Linked DNA regions of Mus musculus: region 2 is linked to region 1. A link is a loop called in an ENCODE intact Hi-C map of the cell type or tissue named here. Cell type or tissue: heart. All regions are shown on one strand.

What was found. Hi-C counts contacts between places; a loop is a spot of excess contacts. Peaks named below come from ENCODE experiments on the same cell type or tissue, not always from the same donor. Only the 100,000 strongest peaks of a DNase experiment are listed, where the experiment ranks them.
Region 2: it touches region 1 in a loop (3-fold over the local background); 2 of 42 quality-filtered maps call a loop at or near these places.

The regions. Positions count from the first base shown.
Region 1 is chr2:105,225,751-105,233,750 of GRCm38, reverse strand. The region is part of intron 1 of Them7 (thioesterase superfamily member 7); the gene reads right to left. Among named protein-coding and RNA genes, the nearest start is that of Them7, 5.4 kb to the right of the region's middle. In heart, a CTCF peak has its summit at 3,230 (motif pointing right); a DNase peak (open chromatin) is centred at 5,160; H3K27ac peaks cover 607 bases; H3K27me3 peaks cover 1,024 bases.
Region 2 is chr2:104,843,003-104,851,002 of GRCm38, reverse strand. It overlaps Prrg4 (proline rich Gla (G-carboxyglutamic acid) 4 (transmembrane)), which reads left to right and starts at 1,153. Exons shown (of 6, transcript NM_178695.5): 1 at 1,153-1,457; 2 at 1,803-1,927; 3 at 5,850-6,013. The coding sequence starts at 1,825. In heart, CTCF peaks have their summits at 1,055, 1,258 and 3,219 (motif pointing left); a DNase peak (open chromatin) is centred at 1,242; H3K4me3 peaks cover 1,431 bases; H3K27ac peaks cover 610 bases; H3K27me3 peaks cover 117 bases.

The DNA of each region.
Region 1 (8,000 bases):
GACCTCCATACACACACACACACACACACACACACACACTTAAATTTGTGTAATGCTTTAGTGGTTTTGTAACTGTTAAAATGGGAAAATAAAAGGATGCAAATAATGAAGAGAGACCCATCTATATACTCATTAGGATCCTCACAAAAGCGTTGTGAGTTGGTAAAAGTCCATATAGTCACCGTTAGAACAACAAACAGAAACCGAGAAGATCACATGCTTGGTGACGGGCGAGGTGAGAGCCAGGCAGTGATTACATTAGAAACTGTCTACCTCCTGGTCCCTAAGTCTTTTTGTTTCACCCGAGGAATATTCGATTTCCCAACAAGCTGCCTCGGTAATAACTGGACAGCAAGAGTTTTCAAGGAGCCTTCCAGTTTCAAACATCTAAGTCTCTTGTTTTCCAGTCTGCTGGTCAGACCCTTCCTAATTGTCTTTGAAACATAATAACTTCTGCTAGCTTCATCCAGATTTCCTGGGATGTCTTTGCAATGCCAAAGCCAGCGGCGGCAGTCATATGTGCGCGTTTGGGTTAGAAGTATTTGGCAACACCAACGCTTCATAGCACCATCCTATGATACAGAAAATTATGTTACTACCCACATCACGTGAGCTGAAAACTGCCCTGATGTTGTTTTTATTAATCTTTTTCCTGTTTCAAATCCTCCATCAGGCCTTTCTGCCAGGCTTCTGAAGGGTCCCAGACTCATACTTCCAGCCCAGAAATGTGTTCCTTCTTGGGTCACTGGAAATTCTTCAGAACGTCTGGCATGAAAACATATTGCCTTTAATTAAAAGGTTATGATTTGTGTGAATTCTCATTTAAGCCACTGAAAGAAATCTGTTCTTTAAAACCAAAACTGTTAACACATTAAGACATGATGCTGAAAAACGGTTCGTGTTTTTAAGACTACTTAAGCAAATGAAAATAAGCTGCCTGGTATTGAAAAAAAAATCTGCTCATATTTAGTAAAAAAAATCCTTCACTTCCAAGTAGAGGGGCAAATTTAGTACATGTGTGCCCAATTAGCCATGAAGACTCAAGTAGCCATGAGCCGTCCCAACCATCTGCCTGTTGATGTTAAAGCCTATTAACACGAATGTCATTTAAACAGTTAAAAAGTAATAAAGTACATAACTCAGATCTGGTAGAGCTTGAAATATGATACCGTTGTGTACTAATGCCAAATCAGCTTTGAATTATGGTTCCAGTAAGGTTAGAGACAACTCAAGCATGTTAATTAGTGATCCACACACTCAAAACTCACTTTTTTATATATGGTATTCAGTCACACCTCTTTGCTCATGAGCAGGAAAACAGTCTCTGACATTCAGGGGTGAAAGCCATGTAGAGCCTCCCGAATTCTAGACCCTAGAAGTACCCAATATTTCCTTCCTCATCCAAGTTAGTTCATCTTTTAAAATTATAGTTCAAAGTAATTTCTCCAGGAAGAGTATTTAAAAGGACCACTGGGGCAGAAAAGTCCGGTGGTTACGGAGAAAGAGATCATCAACAGAATCACTTCTATCTACACCATGGTTGTTCCAACTCCGAGGACATGTCCACGTGGTCCCAGCGAAGACAGACCACACCGCGCTAGGAGTGGGGTCGCATTCATTCCTACTGTAAGGATAAGTACCGACTTATGTTCCTAGCTTGCATTTCAGAGGCGGCTGCCACGTCCTCTGAACACAGCTGAACCCATCAAGAAGGTTCTGAGACTGGCAGACCTTGCTTTGAGCTTCACAACTGCAGGTGTTTAGGATACTAAGAAGCATTCGTAAACTAAACCTGATCGTTGTGGGAGGCACACTGAGCTCCGTTGTCTCATCAAGTATGCCATCTTTTAAAACAGCTGTAAACCTGCTGCTCTTTCCTTCACAGCACAAAGCCAGGTCTCTGCCACCCATGGAGTCCAAATCCTGCTTGTTCCTGTTCTGAGAAACCCTTGCTGTTACCCACACTGGAAAAGGAGAAACGTTATTGCTCTGCTTTCCAGCTACCATCTAACCGCTGGAAAAGAGAAACATCCTAACCAAGTTCAGACTCATCTCCTTCCCCTCTTCAGAACTGTATCAGAGCCCAGCTGGACCACGGCTGTATCCTCCTAACTGGTCCCTCGGTTTGACTCTCTCATCTTCCACACTGCTGAAGTGTAACTGTCCCAAAGCCCAGTTCTGATCCAATGACTGTCCATCAAAAAGCTCGGATCTCTGATTCTCTACCTGTCAACAGAGCCAACGTCGTGTTTTTAGCATGGGATTTAAGATCCTTTCCTGTCACTGCCCACTCCACCCCTACGGATCTGTAAAGCCTGTTCCTACTGTGCAGATCCCTCCAGCTTCTCCATGGGGCACCATCCCCCTATCCTCTGCATGGAGCACCATCCCCCCTCCATCCTCTGCATGGAGCACCACTCCTTCACCCCATCCTCTGCATGGAGCACAACCCCCTCCCTCCATCCTCTGCATGGAGCACAACCCCCTCCCTCCATCCTCTGCTTGGAGCACTGCCCCCTCCCTCCATCCTCTGCATGGAGCACAACCCCCTCCCTCTATCCTCTGCATGGAGCACCACCCCCTCCATCCTCTGCATGGAGCACCTCCCCATCCCTCCATCCTCTGCATGGAGCACCTCCCCCTCCCTCCATCTTCTGCATGGAGCACCACCCCCTCCCTCCATCCTCTGCATGGAGCACCTCCCCATCCCTCCATCTCTGCATGGAGCACCTCCCCCTCCCTCCATCCTCTGCATGGAGCACCTCCCCCTCCCTCCATCCTCTGCATGGAGCACCTCCCCCTCCCTCCATCCTCTGCATGGAGCACTGCCCCCTTCCCTCCATTCTATCATCTCATCAGCCTTCTAGGCTAAAATTCTACCAGTATTTAAAGGCCTACAAGAGATAAATTCTATGCTTTCAATGAAAAATGCAAAGAGCACTTCCTGGGTCACAAGCAATCAATAATGTCTGCTACCTCTGTTACTGCTGCTGTGTGACGTGACCTTTAATCATCAGGACAATATGGAATTTTAACTGTGGCTCCCATGACAACAGTGGAACATTTGTTTCATAGTTATTCACCTATTTATAGAAGCCTCACATCTCCTTATCAACTATGAACTCCTTTAAAAAAAAATCTCATTCCACAGTCTCTGTGTCAGAATGCAAGTCCTACCTCACACTGTACAAGTTATAGGAAAAGATTAATTATTGCATCCAGCCACAAGGGGGCAGAGTTGGGCCACTGTTAGTGCAATCACCCTACAATTAGCAAAGGCTTCAGAATTGAAGCTTTTCTCCCTAGAAATTGTTTGTTTATTTAAAGTAACAATGGATATTCGTTACATGTGATTTGGACTGTATGCACACTGACTGGGAAGATGACTCTAAAACCATAAAAAGTTTAAATTAACAACCAAGTACAGTATATATGATCCAAGTTTGGTAAAGTGTTAAATTTTCCTCCCACAGGGGGAAAAAAATCTAAAAAATATCCACCAGGTTGTAGCAGTCCTCATGACCTGGAGTGAAGGTGGACTGCTTCTTTCTTCCATGTTTCCTCTTTCTAAATTTTATACAGCCAATCCATATTCATTATGTGACCAAAGGATGCAAGGGTCTTAGCTTCCTGTCCCATTGCTATGATGAAATATCCCGGCAAAAGCAACTAAATGGGGAGAGGCTGACTTGAATCACTGTTCCAGATTACAGCACGTCATTTGGGAGATGTCAAGGTGAGGCAGTAGTCACAGAACAGTGACTTCACGTACACGTGGGCTGTCACTCAGCTTGCTCTCTCTATACCGTCTAGGATCTCCCTGCCCACGGAAGGGCGCCACTCACAGTGGGTGGGTCTTCTTACCTCGATTACCATAGCTAAGATTCCACAGACATGCTCACGGGCAATCCTGGACAATCCCTCACAGAGACTACTTTCCCTGGTCATTCTAAATTGTGTCAAGTTGGTGATTTACATTAACCATTGCAGGAATTTACTTTGGAAAATCTCTAAGCAGTGTTTAATTTCTCTTGCCATCTCATCTCCAATCCCGAGTCTGATATACTTAAGAGTAAATACAACATCTGGGGTAGTTTCTGATAGAATAAAGCAAGAGATTCCCACACTCTCTTGGTACATAGTATCTTTACTGTGTCAGTAATTTGCATGGTAGCCCTGGAATGGAACATATACTAAGAGTTCAATTTGTTCAGTCAATGAATTAAGTATCTATGCCCTAAAATTCAGTAGCTGCTTGAAAAATTAGCACATATGAAAGTTTCAATGTACTATTTTTATTCCATTCTTCACTAATCACAATTACTTATTAGGCATTGAGAAATCAACAAGAATGCCACTACTCTTTATTTTAACAGCTCAATGAATTTTAATATACTTAATATCCACATAACCACTGTGCCAATCAAAAATACAGGAAACTCCCCCGTGTCTCCTCCATTGCTGTTTCTTATTCCACTGAATTTTACAAGGAACTCTATGTCTATCAGACAACCAAAGGAAACCAAGCATCCTAAAGATATGACATCATGGAGAGGCATGCTGCGCAAGTTCACTTTGAAACTATGAACTACTCGGGCCAGTAGTTCATGGACATCCCACACAGAGGTGCTGAGTACAGCTGTTTTCCTCCAACATTGTAAAGACCTCTCAGCCACCCTGAGTGTACACTGTGCTGCCTGCAGTACCTCAATACAACGTGGGGACCCACAGGTACAGAAGACAAAGCTAGTCTCCCTGAATAAAATGTATCAACTGCCTACTGCTAAAGCAGCCTGAACATATGGAATATCTACAAACTACAAACTGGTTTTCTCTGACTCAAAACCTTTCCTTGGGGAGAAAAGGACACCATGGAAAGGCGAGCTGAGGGAAGCGACATTTGAGGGTTGTTACATTACACCCCTCTGTCCCACCTTCCCCCTTTAGCTTTTTCCTAATCTACCCTTCTATCCATTCAAAGTTATGACCCAACAGTAGCCCCCAGTCAGTATGTGTCTGGGAAGCAAGTATATTCCTCCTCTGTGCAATCCAGGCCTGGCTTTCCAACCAGTTCAGCTGACTTTTCAACCTCTGGACAGAAATACCTGAGGCTTTGCCAAGACCTGGACTGCACAGGGCCCCAGCATAGAACTACTGCCCCTAAGATAGCCCTTCTCCCTACAGAATTCATCGGGAGCCCCGCCAGGAGTCACTGCCTAGCTCCTCCCACATAGTCCCACTCAAGTACACAACTACAGCTACCCATGGCCACTTCAAAATGGAATTTAGAACTTATGGACTCAATTTGACATCTTGGTTTAGTGAAAGGATTTGTAATTTCTCTATCAACTCAGACCTAATTAACATAGATCCAGGAGGAATCCCCATTATGTATGGAAGGCCAATCCAGGCAATCCAGATGCCCAAGTATCTAAGGGTACGTGAATGAATAATAAATAATGAATGGTATATCTACAGAGTAGAGCATGACCCAGCCTTAAAAAGAAGGTTCTGATCTATAGCACAGCTGAACCTCGAAGGCATTATGTTAAATAAAATCAGCAAAGTGCAAAAGCATATGTGTTTGTGAGGTTCCTATACGATGTTCAGATTAGTCAAAGCTATGCAGAGTAATAGAAGGGCCATGACTGGCGGGGGGTGGGGGTGGGGCTGCAGAAGTTACAGGTTAATCAGTTCAGAGTTTTGGCTTTACAAAATGGAGTCTCTGAGATGGACAATCCTGGTGGTGACTGTTGCTCAACACTGTCAGTTTCCTTATTACCACTGAACACCTAAAAATGAGTCCAAATGGTACATTTTATATTAAGTTTATTGTGTTAGCTTTTTAAAAATCACAAGAATGTCTTTTTGTCATGGAGAGCCTTTGATTTTACTAGCACCATGTCCTTGAATGTCCCCAGGGGAGCTGGCCCAGTCCTGGAGATGAGTTCATCTGATGATCTAGTGTTAAATGACACACACGATGTGTCTAAATGTAAGGACCCTGTTTTTAAAAAACAGGATCCAAACAGGAATACTAGCCGAGCACCAAGAATAAGTAGAAAGAGGGCCTCTGCCTTCTCTGGGTCTTTAAAAGAGTAGTGTGCATCGGTTAGAAGGAAGATGCCCCGGTAATGTTCCAACTCCTCAGAGACACTTGTGAATTCCTCACCCATCTTCCTTTCAAAGTGTATACTGTACCCTCCATTGGCTATAAATCCATGGCGACTGGAGCCTAGAACAGCTACAGGAAGGAAATAGGCAGGTTCCAGCCTTGACACCTAAACCCAGCCTCCCGGGCCTGGGCTGCTGGTGGGAGGCATCCTGGCTATAGCGTGGGGCAGAACAGGCACCAAATGTACAGCAGAGCACCCGGCTTTCTCCTTTCCAGGAGGCCCAGTCTGGGTACATTTCCAAAATGTGTCTTACGGAAAGTACCCAGAGGAGGGATGGGGTTGCATGGTCACCCAGGGAAATGGCAGAGGATACATCCTCTTTCGGGGTTCAGAGAAATCCTGTGGCTGGAAAAAGCTGTTCAGCCTCAGTTTTCCCACCTGTGAACTGGATGCAATAACTGCACTTCCTCACAAAGTCATGCAAGAATAAGGCAGGTTGTCCAAGTTAATGCCTCAGTGGTCTGAGGAGAACTGAAAGGCAGCCCATCGCATGGGAGAGCAAAGGTTTCATGCTTTAACTACATACTGAGCAAATGCTAAAACACTTACAAACACATATAAAGTTTAAGGAGCCCCAAAATAATGAAGCTCATACGCAGTCTGACTATGAAAACGTTCTTCTTTTACCTAGCTGTTGAGCTCTTCCTGACCCTGTTCCCCATCTCCCTCATAAAGGAGCCCTTACCTTGTCTACAGTCTATGATTATTTTTGTCACTTGTCCCATTACCATGTGCCACAGTCTGTTCTAGACACTCCTTCTGATCCTCATGGCTCACCCTATAGACATCAGCACCACACTGATAGCCTCCCACAGAGACAGCTTGGAAGTGACGTGATAGGGCTGTGAACCCAGGGCCTGTATTTATGAAATCTAATGTTAGCAGAACCCTGACACAGCCAGGCTGGAAACACGCTTCCTGCTTCAAAGAGCAGTCATTAAACATCCACCATATGCCAGTGCTGCCAGGTACTGGGCTGGACAGTCTAAGAAAGAACTTTTTCCCTCGCTGGCTACTGGCATTTCCCAGAACATCTGGTTCTTTCAGCACTGTTATCTCTACACGCTGACTTGACATAGGGCTTTGGCTAGGGGCCCTGTAAGGTCCTCAGCTGCCTTGAGTATCAAGCATTTCACTTCACATCAGTAACTTCCAGGGCTTCTCGACAGTCGTCCATCCAGAAGGAACTATGGGAAATTCCAAAGTTTCTTCCTCTATCTCCAGCTTGGGGTTCCTCAGAGGCACACAGGCGTACATGTCCTCTGCCAGCAGCCTTGTAGTCCAGCCCACGAGGAAAAGCCTCAACTTTAACAGCATGTCACTCCCCTAATTATTCCCTGCGCCTGGAATCCAACACAAACAGAACATCTTTCACAAGCAGCTCCCGCTATGCACCAACCTTCGAGCCTCCCGTGAGCAGCAGGATGCAGGAGGTGCTAAAGGGTCAGGGGGCTGATATGGCTGCCTGCCCCCAAGCCTGTGGGAGAGAGAGAGCCCAGCTACTCTCTACTCCAAAGGTCCCAGCCAACAGAAACTGCCCCAAGCCTCAGCTGCCTCCACGCTCCCAGGGTGAAAGCAGAATGTTGTATGCGAGACCCTAAAAAGGCCAAAAGAGAGCAGTCGAGCCTGAGCCAGGTTACACTGCGAACCCTTTACAGGGAGGGTTGAGAAAATTCCAGCCCCAGTAGACAGTGGGGATGCAGTGGGGGGTGATGTTCTCCAAAAGAACAGCAAATAAACTGACCCCTACTCTCCAGAAACCCCCTCCTCTCTCCCTCCCCTTCTCCCCCCCCCCCCCCCCCCCCGTCTCGCGCTCTCTCTCTC
Region 2 (8,000 bases), 380 kb after region 1:
ATTTCTAGCTTCTCCACAGTCTGATCTCCACTGCTTAAGTAAGGTGAAAGAGCAGACTCCATTTTCCAGACCGCTTAAGCCTCTAGGGCGTGGGGCATGGATAGTGTTTGGAAGGAAACAAAAACAACGTCTGCAAAACATATGGAAATTCTTACTTGAATCCATTAATCAGAATAAAATAGATAATAGCCTTTCAGGGAAGAAAACAAATTTGGTGAAAAGTGAATTAACTGGAGACTAGAAAGGAGTGGGAATGCCATTTCACTGTGCTCTGTTTCAACTGTATGAAGTTCCAGGCTACTCTGGCCAAAGAGCAAAATTTAAATAGCGTTCCCAAGAGTAACAGCGCATGCTGTTTGGACATGAAGAGTGTGGTGAGACACTGTTCTCCTATCTTCTCACACCTCGAGCTCTGGGCCTCTTGAATTATTTTTAATTATATCTCTCACACAACATTTTTAAATAGAGAAATTTTCAAAATTTAACTTCATCTCATGACAATTAAGGGTGCTTATGCTCTTGCTGTTTCAAAAAAAAAAAAAGAAAAAAGAAAAAAACTCAACGAAAAGTTCAAGATCTAAGATTATTTGTTCAAGAAGGATGAACTTTTTAGCTGTCTGGGTATATGGGTAGCTACGGCCAAAGATATCTAATAAAAGCAGAAATATTCTGAGAACAAACACAATTTGTCACATTTTGTTTAAATTTACATACCGACACTAACCTAGTAGTATGGAAGATATTAAGCATCACAAGTATTCATCCACTGGAGGCTTATTAGTTAGCAGAGTGATGATATCATCACATGTCAAACAGCTTCTGGAAATTTCCACTGTAAACCCAAGGAGGGAAAGAATGAAAGTAAAAGAGGTGAAACCTTGCATTGTTGTCGTGGAAACAATTTTGACTCGGGGACATATTTGAAAGTATTTTTGTAGACAACCCAGACCTGGTGAAATACATCTGAGAACTTTGTAATTGCTATTAATTGATTTTTGGTCATGTGACAATGCAAATCACTAACAAAGTATATTTTCTCGGATGAATGCTATGTTCTCATCCCTGGACCACCCTGCGAGAACAGCTGACCGAAGGTAACCTCGGGAGGGCGCTCTGATAGGCCGCCAAAGTGTGAGCGTCCGGGTCTCAGTCGAGAAGGGCTGGGGACCGAGAGCGGGAGGTGGAGCGCTGCCAGGTGACCTCCTCGTCCGGTAGCGGTGGGAGTGGCTCCAGCACACAAGCTGGGCCCCGTGCGGCGCACGTTCCCCGAGCGCCCCTGCGCGGATCCTGGGCGCCTCTTTTGCGTCCTGGTGTCGCCTTGGAGCCGCGAAGAGCTAGGCTCCGACTGTCGCCGAGATCCAGAGGCGTCCGCGACTCAGGGCCAGGCCACCTCTCGGGCCAAGCGGATAACTCGGTTCCCGCCCAGGGGCTGCTGGAACATGCGCCCGGGGACACAGGTGCGGCGACCAGCGGCGAGGCGGGGCGGGGAGGAGTGGGAGAGTCATCCAGAGACGATGTCTCGACAGTGGCATTCCAGCACCTAGCTGCCTGTCAGCGTGGGCGAGAGTCGCGTCTGCCTGGGCCAGTGTCCGAACTCTCCTCCGCAGCTTCCCGGGAGTACCTTTTGTTCCCAGGCGCTCCGGAGGTGCCACCTGCCCGGAGCGCCTTGGGTCCCATAGATTAAGAGCGACCCGTGGGGTGCAACAGGTCGTTGTTGACTCAGTTCCGACTAAAACCCAACAGGCTGAGACTTGGCCTGCTTCTTTTCTTTTCTTTTAATGTCGTTGTCACTTTTGTTTTAGTTTGTTTGACAGTTGCTAGACTATGTTTCCACTTCTGATCGTACTCAGCCAGCTGCCCAGACTTACCCTCGCAGTTCCTCATTGTATCAGAAGCCTAAAGGATTCCGAACATGCCCCAGAAGAAGGTAAGCAAGCATGGCTGCCGATTGGGGGAAAACACTTCTGAAACCAGTTGCGGTCTACTGTGTAGATCTCAAGCCAAAGTGTGGTAGGGGGAATTACACGCCCCCGTGAACCACAGTGCAACAGCATATCCTATGTTTTAATTTGTGGCTTTCTTGTTTAGAGTTGTGGGTTTTTAACTATAATATGTACAAACGTATCTCCCTTAGTAAACAGATGTTTAACACCTGGTTTGTGGTTGACTAAATTGAAAGCCTTTTTCGAAGTCCGAAAGTCAGTGAGTTGTCGTTTCCTAGATGAAGCTGTGTGTTAGTTATAAAGAGGAAGGCTGCTTCTTGGAAGACTGACAGGGAGGCCAGACTCTTGTCAGGACTTGTTTGTGCACCGCTGGGAGTCCCCATATAGACAAGTGCTCTACCGCTGAGCCACATCCTGTCCCCTAGTCTGGATTTGTGAGATCCAGAGCAAGGGCTGGAAGGTAGGATGACCCTTCTGGTCATTGTTCCAAACGTTGTGTAGATAAAGGCAGATGCTTGAGAGATTAAGTGTAGTTTGCTGGCCCAGGATTTTCGGTTACAGGTCACAAATTGGTTCCTGCTTCCATTTAAAAAGCCTAACCTGGCAAAATCTGAAGTGAGAAGGAAAAAAAGAAAAAGAAAAAAAAAAGCCCTAGCTCTCCGCTTCCTTCCCCCTACTTAGTCACTGGCTTTTGCCACAAGCACCAGCACCTTGGGGTTACTCAACTCACACATTCCTGTCCTTTATTATCCCTTATCCCCTTTATCAGATCCAGTTCTCAGTAGGATCTGCCATTAATACTCCTGACAGACATTTTAATGATTGATGAAGTGTGCTCCCTCACTCCGTGTGTGTGTGTGTGTGTGTGTGTGTGTGTGTGTGTGTGTGTGTGTGTGTCTGTTAGGAAAGGGCAATACTTCGGCCTAAAGGAATCACATTCTAACGGTAAAGTTCTAGGCAATTTGAAGAGGCAAATTTGAAACATGAGAGAGGTTGTTAGAATAAAAGGGGTCCTTGTGTTTCCCCGAGCCCCCCATTATCCCTAAGTCTACCTGTAGTAATGGTCCATGCTCAGGTAAGACACAGAGACTGTTCTCTGGGATGGTTGTGAGTGCATTCATTTATACACATGTCAGGCACTGGAGTTACTGTCACAAACATAAAATAATCCAGAAGTCAGAGCCAAGTGCAGAGGGCTACAGTTGGTTGCAGGAAATGAAAATGAGTCAGGAGTCATATATAAGCACACTTTGTGTGTCAGGCCCTCTGCTGGCCGCTAGAGATGGAGAAAGGACTGTCATTCTTGACTTAGGAAGAGCTTTCTTCTGAGCCAAGAACATGAAGCCCTTCATTCTAATTCCATTTTTCTTTCTTTCTTTTTTTTTTTTTTCCATTTTCTATTAGGTATTTAGCTCATTTACATTTTTTCATTAAAAAAGTATTTAACAATGCAAATGATAGATGCTGTGCTAGATTAACCTTAGAATGAGGATATTTTTTGTTTGTTTTGCTTTGTTTTTATTAGATATTTTCTTTATTTAAGAAATGCAAGCCAGGCAATGGTGGCGCATGTTTTTAATCCCAGCACCTGGGAGGCAGAGGCAGGTGGATTTCTGAGTTCCAGGCCAGCCTGGTCTACAGAGTGAGTTCCAGGATAGCCAGGGCTACACAGAGAAATCCTGTCTCAAAAAACAAACAAACAAACAAACAAACAAGTGCAAGTCCCTGATCTAATTACACAATCAAAGCTTAGTGACAGAAGTGAGACGGGAAGGGAGGCCCCTGAAGCACACAGGAAGAGTAAGCAGCAGCTGCTCACGCTGGGAGAGCCTTGTGAGACACAGGCACAGGCAGAGCTTCCCATCTGCACATGAGACAGTCTCATGGGAATGCTAGAGGCACACTACCCCTCCCCTTATCTTCAGTCGGTGTGTTCCAGCCACCACACCACTCTCACCCCTACCCCTGACCTCCCAGCCCCCACCCCTCCACCCCCACAGATCCCTGAGACCTCAGATAGTACTAAAACCTGTGGATAAACCTGACATACCATCAGACATGGTCTGTTCAAAATGGCTAACAGGCAGGGAGTGGATGCTGTGACAGAACTAAATGGAAGGGCAGGAGCATATTACTCAGGATGCTGTGTGATTCTTCCATTCTATATGTTTAGGCATTGGCTGGCCTAGGGTAACTGAAACTATACAAAGTGAGATTGTAAATCTGGAAGTGATTATTACTGAAACTGAGGGTGGGGAAGGGAGCCCCCAGAGAGGTCTGCTAAAACTCTTAGGACGCTGTTGAAACAGAAGGATCTCATTTAGGAAACAGAAGAGAAGGATGGAATATCTTAGTAGTGCTTTTGTAACAATGGGCTGCATGGACAGGCAACCTCTTAGGAGCATTCAGTACAAGAGAAACACAGGCTCAAAAGTCATGCACACCCCCCACCCCCCACCCCCCACCCCTGCTACACACACAGTGGTCAAAAGGAAGGAAGAAGGTAGCAGCCCTCACTGGGAGCCCTGGGCACTCCAGGGAAGTTTGCTGCTTAACAAACAGAAGCAAACTTGACAGCGTTTCTCCTGAGAGCATGAGGCAAGCAGGGGAAAACGGAGCTGGCCTTGAAGGTTATATATAAGGTTAGCTTGAATGTTGTTATAACAGAAAAACTGTCACTAGGACCGGGCCTGAGGCTCCATGAAAGAGTGCTGGCCCAGCACATGTGATGCCCTGGCTTCCAGCTCCAGCACTGCCAGGAAAGAAGAGTAGGACATTAACACTCTGGAATAATGATAATAATAATAATAATAACAATAATAATAATAATAATAATAATCACAGAAATCATATTGCTGTCCCCCTTCCTCGTTTTTTGCTATCAACTTTGCTGTGTAGCCCAGGCTGACTTCCAGGTCAAGGTCCTCCTGCCTCACCTTCTCAAACGTTCCGCCTCATTATAGTTCTAACTAGAAGAGATCCCACAAAGTACTGTGGGCATTTATCTGGAGGGTGGGATGAATGGATGTGAATTAATCTCCTAATTAGCATATGATTTTATAAATTTAGGAGTATAGAATTCTGTCTTTTAGTATAAGCTTGTATAAAACCCTCAACCTATAAATGTTAATTTGGGGCTGGGGAGACAGCTGAATGGGTAAGAGCTCTTGTTATGTAACCCTGACAACTTCCACCTTGATCTACATCACTCATGAAAAAGCCACAGATTCATGTACCTGTAGCCCCAGTACAGGTAGAGTCTGGGAGTTTGCTGACCAGGCAGAATAACCAGTGTTACAAGTTTCAGGTTCAGTGAGAGACTCTCCCTCAGAGAGTAAGAGATGGAGAGAGATGGAACAGGACACCTAACATTCTCTTCTGGCCTCCAGATGGGTAGGAGCACCAACACATGAGCACACATATCTCACATACAAATACACACATGTGCACACATAAACATACATTACAAACACACACACACACACACACTCAAACACACATGCACCAAAAAAGCATAGTAACTTATTAGTAATAGGCCCTCAGTTGGATCCTATAAAGAAAAAAGGTGGGAAGGAAAATTATTAGGGAACTAACCTTGGGAAATAGAGTCGTCTCATCCGCTGTTTACAGTGGAAAAAATCATCTAGAAAGATAGTCATCCTTTAATAATTTTTATATTAATAATTTGGGGCATAAGCACCTCATGTATTGTCTGGAATTGCCAACATTTCCCAGGATGCCTTTACGGATGCTACTTGCGGAGGCCAATGTGAAAGGCATCCAGGAGAGGCTGGTACAGTTCACCCAAGTCAAGAGAATGATTTCTTTTTCCTCCAGGTAAAACGGGAAGTTTCTGCATTATCTTTATTGCGTTTGACATCTTTTTTTTTTCTTTTTCTCTTTTAGTCTTTGCGTCAAAAGAAGCAGCAAACATCTTTATGCACCGCCGCCTCCTGAACAATAGGTTTGATCTAGAACTCTTCACTCCTGGGGACCTGGAGAGAGAGTGCTATGAGGAGTTCTGTAGTTATGAAGAAGCCAGAGAGATTTTGGGGGATGATGAAAATACGGTAATTTGTCTAGAGATATCAATTATCTGAAAAGTTACTTCATTATACTTCGAGAAAGTGGCATTAAATACATTATAGACCTGTGGGATTTATTTTTTTAAGATTTATTTTTATTTTATTGTTTATTTATTTATTTATTTTTGGTTTTTCAAGACAGGATTTCTCTGTGTAGCCTTGGCTGTCCTGGAACTCACTTTGGAGACCAGGCTGGCCTTGAACTCAGAGATCCGCCTGCCTCTGCCTCCCGAGTGCTGGGATTAAAGGCATGCGCCACCACGCCCAGCTATTTTATTTATTTTTATTTTATTTTTATTTGAGTGCAGTGTAGCTGTTTTCAGACACACCAGAAGAGGGCATCCGATCCCATTACAGACAGTTATGAGCTACCATGTGGTTGCTGTAAATTGAATTCAGGACCTCTGGAAGAGCAATCAGTGCTCTTAATCCCTGAGCCATCTCTTCAGACCGACTTGTGTGCTTTAAATAAAATCAAAATTGTATGCCTATTACCTCTTTCCATTTCTTAAAATGCTAAGTAAGTCTCTTTAAAGTTGGCTTTGTATACGTAATTAGCTAGGTTTATAGTAATTAGCAAATTGTGGGCTATACTGTAATTTTGTGTTTAAAATTTTTAAAAACTATTTATTTACTTATTTATTTTGAGATATGGTCTCTTTGTATAGCTCTGGATATCCTAGAACTTCCTCTGTAGACCAGGCTGGCCTCAAACTCACAGAGGTTCTCCTGCCTCTGTTTTCAGGGTGCTGTTATTAAAGGTGTGCCCCACCAACATGCCTGGCCATGTGTTCAGTGGTTATTATATTTAAAAATGGTCTCAGGGCAGGTGGATCTTAATTCAAGATGTTATTTGAAGATGGTTCAGAGACTACAGCACTAGAAGGCATATGCCCTTGGGTTCCGCCCCCAGCAACATCACTAAGACATTATTGGAGCTAGTTCTTTGCCTGGAAGCATCAATCACTTGAGACTCAGCTCAGGTTCTCCTCTTAGTGATCTTACCTTTTTTGATTGCCCATATCTATAGTTCAGCTATTTATTGATAATCTCCTATGTGCAGGCACTGGGGATGTTATATATTTTTTTAAAGATTTATCTCATTTATGTGTATATATGTGCCTGTCTGAGCATGTACACCCATGTACATATGTGTGCATATGGGTACACATGGCTAGAAGAGTGTCAGGTTCCACAGAGCTGGAGTTAAAGGTATTTAGGGGATGTGCTGCTTACTGTCCGGATGCTGGGCTCTGAACTCTGGTCCTCGGGTTTGTACAGCAAGCTCTCTCAACCACGCAGCCGTCCTTCTAGCCTCTGGCACCATGGGCCCTGGCGTCTAGGATTTCACTGATTTGTCTATGTGATTTAAGGGAGGATTTTTTTTCTTTTGTTTTCTTTATTTCCTTTTCTTTTCTTTCCTTTTTTTCTTTCTTTTCCTTTTCTTTTTTTTCTTTTCTTTTTTTTTTTTTTTTTTTTTTTTTTTTTTTGAGTTGGTGGGCTCAGTAAATGGAGATCCTCCTGCCTCTGCTTCCTGAATGCTGGAATAAAAACATGTACCACCATACCTAGCCTAAGGAAGAAAAAAAAAAAAAAAAGACTTATTTTAAAAATGAATTTCCGCCGGGAGTGGTGTTGCATGCCTTTAATCCCAGCACTTGGGAGACAGAGGCAGGCAGATTTCTGAGTCTGAGGCCAGCCTGGTCTCCAGCGTGAGTTCCAGGACAGCCAGGGCTATACAGAGAAACCCTGTCTCGAAAAAACTAAAAAAAAAAAAAAAAAACAAACTAAAAATGAATTTCCATTTTATTTTAATGTGTATGCCTGCTTTGTCTACATGTATATCTGTGCATCACTTGTTTGCTGGTGCCTGAGGAGGTCAGATGAGGACTTCCCAGTTCCCTGGAACTGGAGCTATGGATGGTTGTGAGGCACAGTGTGGTTACTGGGAACTGAATCCGGGTCCTCTGCA